2 separate regions of the Homo sapiens genome follow, and region 2 is linked to region 1. Evidence: read pairs that join two places in POLR2A ChIA-PET (ENCODE). Cell type or tissue: B cell. All regions are shown on one strand. Each heading gives the region's core, and the rest is flanking DNA. Links, peaks and the distances in the headings are about the cores only. Region 1 has its middle 9.0 kb from the start of HMOX1. Region 2 has its middle 14 kb from the start of RASD2.

The links. Peaks named below come from ENCODE experiments on the same cell type or tissue, not always from the same donor. Only the 100,000 strongest peaks of a DNase experiment are listed, where the experiment ranks them.
Region 2: POLR2A ChIA-PET joins it to region 1 with 5 read pairs; 3 of 35 experiments call an interaction of 5 or more read pairs at or near these places.

What each region holds. Positions count from the first base shown.
Region 1 is chr22:35,370,647-35,373,556 of GRCh38, forward strand. No RefSeq gene overlaps it. Among named protein-coding and RNA genes, the nearest start is that of HMOX1, 9.0 kb to the right of the region's middle. In B cell, for the core only: no CTCF peak of the experiment used is centred there; DNase peaks (open chromatin) are centred at 1,095 and 1,415.
Region 2 is chr22:35,525,774-35,528,683 of GRCh38, forward strand. No RefSeq gene overlaps it. Among named protein-coding and RNA genes, the nearest start is that of RASD2, 14 kb to the right of the region's middle. In B cell, for the core only: no CTCF peak of the experiment used is centred there; no DNase peak of the experiment used is centred there.

The DNA.
Region 1 (2,910 bases), core at 233-2,732:
AAGGGACCAAGGAGTTTGAGACCAGCCTGGGCAACATAGTGAGACCCTGTCTCCATCAGAAACACAAAAAAATTAGCCAGGTGGACGTGGTGGCACAGGCCTGTGGTCCTAGCTACTTGGGAGGCTAGGGTGGGAGGATCGCTTGAGCCCGGGTGATGGAGGCTGCAGTGAGCCGAGATCGTGCCACTGCACTCCAGCCTGAGTGACAGAGTGAGACCCCATCGCAAAAAAAAAAAAAAATAAGTCAAGGATGATGATGATATAGACTCAGGGAATATCATTAAGTGAACGAGAAATTATCTTTATTCCCCACTTTTAACATGGGGAAACTGAGGCCCCAGGAAGACAACCAAGTATTGGCTGAATTGAGCTGAGGGAGATCTCAAATCACTCAATAGCGACCACCACCTTCCCAGGCAGCTATCGAAGTTCCCATAATGGGCAGATGGATCACCTGGGGTCAGGAGTTCGAGACCAGCCTGGCCAACATGATAAAACCCCATCTCTACTAAAAAAATACAAAAATTAGCCGGATGTGGTATAATTACAGCTGTAATCCCAGCTACTAGGGAGGATGAGGCAGGAAAATTGCTTGAACCTGGGAGACAGGTTGCAGTGAGCCGAAATCACGCCACTGCACTCCAGCCTGGGCGACAGAGCAAGACTCGTCAAAAAAAAAAAAAAAAAAAAGGCCGGGTGCGGTGGCTCACACCTGTAATCACAGCACTTTGGGAGGCTGAGGCAGGTGGATCACGAGGTCAGGAGTTCAAGACCTGCCTGGCCAAAATGGTGAAACCCCCATCTGTACTAAAAATACAAAAATTAGCTGGGCATGGTGATGGGTGCCTGTAATCCCAGCTACTCGGGAGGCTGAGGCAGAGAATTGCTTGAACCCAGGAGGCAGAGGTTGCAGTGAGCCAAGATCGTGCCACTGCACTCCAGCCTGGGTGACAGAGCAAGACTCCATCTCAAAAAAAAAAAAAAAAAAAAGTTCCCACGGTGCTGCCGAGCCTGTGATTGGCAGAGGCATTGTTTATTCGTTCAAGGTTTTTTGTTAAGGGACCCGGTGAGTATCAACTACTAGGCAGTTCTCACTTCTGCTCACTTCTGGGCTCACTTAAGCCTACCAGCAGCCCTGAAGGCTGTTAACCACCCTTTAGAGCTTAGAGAGTCGAAGAGGCAGGGGCCAGGTCCTAAAGAAAGGCACACTGTCCCCAGAGCCTGGGGCGCGATGCCACCCGCCCCCCCCCCCCCCGCCCAGGCGTACCCCCCCTTACCCCGCCCCCCACCCGCTCGCCGCGCCCAGCCCATCTGGCGCCGCTCTGCCCCTGCTGAGTAATCCTTTCCCGAGCCACGTGGCCGTGTTTTTCCTGCTGAGTCACGGTCCCGAGGTCTATTTTCGCTAAGTCACCGCCCCGAGATCTGTTTTCGCTGAGTCACGGTCCCGGTGTCTGTTTTCGCTGAGTCACGGTCTAGAGATTTGTTTTCCTCAGAGTTCCAGCTGCTCCAGGTTTAATCCCCTGGGGCAAAGTCCGGACTGTCCGGCTGGAGTCTGGAGTCGGGACATGCCTCAGCCAGCACGTCCTCGGCCTCGTCTGGGGCCTGAATCCTAGGGAAGCCATAGCAGCTCCTCCACCCTTCCTCTCACTCCTCCTCTAGCCTCTTGCTACTCCCCGCACCACTGTTTTAGGGAACCTCTATCTCCCGACGGCCTGCCACGGGCCAGGCGCTGTGCTGGGGGCTTCACACTTTAAATCGCTGTTGAGCGGGGCGCGGGGGCGCTGCAACCTAAAGGTGGGAGCTACTCAAATGGAGGGGCATCTGTTAAAATGGCCGGCCTGTCATTTTCAAAAACTTCAAGGCCGGGCGCGGTGGCTCACGCCTGTAATCCCAGCACTTTGGGAGGCCGAGGCGGGCGGATCACGAGGTCAGGAGATCGAGATCATCTTGTCTAACACGGTGAAACTTCATCTCTACTAAAAATAGAAAAAATTAGCCGGGCGTGGTGGCGGGCGCCTGTAATCCCAGCTACTCAGGAGGCTGAGGCAGGAGAATGGCATGAACCCGGGAGGCGGAGCTTGCAGTGAGCCGAAATCGCGCCACTGCAGTCCGGCCTGGGCGAAAGAGCAAGACTCCGCCTCAAAAAAAAAAAAAAAAAAAAACTTCAAAGGCTGAGGAACCCAAAGAGGCAGGACAAGTGAATGCAATGCAACCTCTTGGGCTGGAACCTGGACTGGTAAAACGGCTAAAGAGGAGGTTATTGGGGCAATAGGGGACATTTGAATATAGGCTTTATATTGAAGGAGTTCAGGATATGCCACCCAAAATGTGCCACTTTGGATTAAGGATCATTATTATTATTATTATTATTATTTTGAGACAGGGTCTCTGTCACCCAAGCTGCAGTGCAGTGGCACAATCTCGGCTCACTGCAACCTCTGCCTCCTAGGTTCAAGCGATTCTCGTGCCTCAGCCTCCCAAGTAGCTGCGATTACAGGTGTGTGCCACCACTCCCCATTCATTGATTAAGGATTATTTTGAGCTGGCCAGGCGTGGTGGCACATGCCTGTAATCCCAGCACTTGGGGAGGCCACTGTGGGGGGATTGCTTGAGCTCAGGAGTTCCAGACCAGCTTGGGCAACGTGGTGAAACCTTGTCTCTACAAAAAATACAAAATATAAAAAATTTGCCAGGCATGGTGGTGCATGTCTATAATCCCAGCTACTTGGGAGGCTGAGGCAGGAGGATTGCTTGAGCCCAGGAGATTGAGGTTGCAGACCACTACACTCCAGCCTGGGAAACAGAGTGAGACTCTGTCTCAAAAAAAAGGATTATTTTGGGATAAAGGCACTTTAAAAACAAACAAACAAAATCAGGTGCAAAAAGGTTGCTGTGGGTTGGGCATGGTCG
Region 2 (2,910 bases), core at 232-2,731, 160 kb after region 1:
GGTGAGATCCAGGAGTGCATGACAGAGGGAAGTGGGTGAGCTCCTTCAGGAAACAAAACTGGAACTGCCAGCGACTGAGGGCCTGCTGTGTCCTCAGCACTGTGCTCTAGCACACCTTATATGCCCTCTCTTTTTCTTTTCTTTTTATTTATTTATTTATTTATTTATTTATTTATTTATTTATTTGAGACAGAGTCTTCCACTGTCACCCAAGGCTAGAGTGCAGTGGCACAATTTTGGCTCACTGCAGCCTCAACTTCCCAGGCTCAAGCGATCCTCCCGCCTCAGCCCTGCAAGTAGGTGGGACTACAGGCACGCCCCACCATGCCTGGTTAATTTTTTAAAATTTTAGTAGAGATGAGATCTCGCTATGCTGCTCAGGCTGATCTTGAACTCCCGGGCTCAAGTGATCTTCCCGCCTCGGCCTCCCAAAGTGCTGGGATTACAGACGTGAGCCACCTTCCCGGCCTATGTACCCTCTCTCAATCTCTCAGCAGCCCTGTTTTACAGATGGAGAAATCAAGGCTTTGCGGGGGGATTTGGTGACTTGGCCAAAGTCAGATTGCCTGACGTGCAGAGTTGGCCTGGGACTGCTGGAAGTTTTTCCCGCCTGGAACATTCTTCCTGCATCCAACTCCCCCTCCTGCAGAAAATCTCCCCCAGCAAGCCAGCCCAGCTGCGTGCGCTGCTGCCCCCTAAATTTCCTGTGATTGTGACTTCTGAACTGGATGTCTTACTGCATCTGACCTTCGGTAGCTCGAGAACTGTTCATAGGCCCCTGGAATCCGCACTGGAAAAGGCCTCCGTAGTCAACGCTCCAAGCCTCCATTGGCTTTTTAGATTCCCTGAAAGGCATCCCAGCTGTGCTGAACACTGACACCAAAAGGGAATCAGTCAATCACTGCTCCTTTGAACGGAGTTTGTGGCTTGACACTTCTTCACTGCAGAATCTCTTAATGGACGGAACCAAGTCTTCACTTCTCTCTTTCATATCCTGTAGCGGGTAGTGCAGTGCTGGGCCCACTAAGAGATGGCAGAAGCACAGCATAAGTTAGTTGCAAGAGCATAGAATCACCATCTCTTTTGACAGGTGAGGAAATTGAGGCCTAGATTGCTGGGGGCTTGCCTACAGTCACACAGTGAGTGGTGGACAGAGCTGGAACAAGGACTCAGACCCCTTCCTAGCCCAGAGCTCTACCCACTCTTTGCTGGCCTTGGGTCTTGCTCCTCCCAGCAGATTTGGGTGTTCCCTCCACAGTGCTCCCCAAGGGCCTTGCACAGACCGCTGTGAAAGCATGTACCAGAATCTGTTGTCACAAAATACGCAGGGTTTTGGAGACCAGGGACCTCGTGTCATGTCTCCGGACCTACGGCTTCTTCTGTAAGCCTGGCCCACAGAAGGCACCAGGAAATGTTGGAAAAAGGCAGGAGAAGAGGGAGGGGGGCAGAGGAAAGAGGGATGGAGGAGCAGCAGGGGATGGCAGGGGCCTCCACTGTGAGGGGGGTCCCCCAAGACAGCCTGTCATTACAGCCGAGTCAGAAGGAACTGTGACCTGGTTGACTGTGAGCAGGAGGTGTCTGAATACGGCTTTGTAACAATCATGGTAATATAGAGTTCACAAATACACTCTGCTTTATCCGATTCCCAGTGCTTGTTGCATTTGGTTTGCACAACACAGGAGGCATGGGGCTTGTATTATGTTGATTTTGCAGGTGAGGAGACTGAAGCTCAGTAAGGTCCCGCTGTTAATTAAAGACAGAGCTTGAACTATTGAACCCACACCTACCAGTTTGTAGCCAGAATCGTTTCTGCCATGACATATTTCCTTCCTTCCTTCCTTCCTTCCTCTTTCTCTCTCTCCTTCTTTATATATATATATATATATATATAGACAGAATTTCACTCTCGTTGCCCAGAACTGGAGTGCAATGGTGTGATCTCGACTAACCGCAACCTCCACCTCCCGGGTTCAAGCAATTCTCTTGCCTCAGCCTCACGAGTAGCTGAGATTACAGGCATGCACCACCACGCCCGGCTAACTTTGTATTTTTAGGAGAGACGGGGTTTCTCCATGTTGGCCAGGCTGGTCTTGAACTCCCAGCCTCAGGTGATCCTCCCGCCTTGGCCTCCCGAAGTGCTGGGATTATAGACGTGAGCCACCGTGCCGGGCCCATTCATTCTTTCTTTCACTTCTTTCATGACTAGCTCACATTCTTAGGCGTGTTGTTGCTTTTCCTTGAACACGCCAAGCACAGGCCCTCTGGGGCATCTGCACTTGCTGTTCCTCTGCCTGGGATGTTCTTCCTACTGCCATGCCCACCTGACCCAGCCCTTGCTTCGCTCTGTTTCAGTGTCACCTCCCTGACCACCTGTCCCCAACAGCTCCCCCATTACCCTCTCACACACCTGAGCCTGCACCATTTTTCTTCATAGACCCAATCACTCCCTGACTTTATATTGTTATTATATGCTATTTACTGTATTATATTCTGTTTTATAGCTATTTGATTAATTACCTCTTCCCTCTAGAACATCAGCTCCTTGAGAGCAGGGTTTTGTCTCTGTTGTCCACCATTCTATTCTCAGCACCTAGATCCATGCCCAGCACATAGTAGGTGCTTAAATACGTTTCTGTTTACTGAATGAATAAGCACCTATTATGTGCCAGAACCTACTCTGGATTCTGAGAATACGCACATGATTACGTTGATCTCCTGCCTCTAAGATGCTCATAGCAGACAGACAAAAATGGGTCACCAGGGCTGGGCATGGTGGCTTACACCTGTAATCCCAGCACTTTGGGAGGCCTAGAAGGGTGGATCACCTGAGGGCAGGAGTTCCAGACCAGCCTGGCCAACATGGAGAAACCTGTCTCTACTAAATACAAAAAATTATTGGGGCATGGTGGC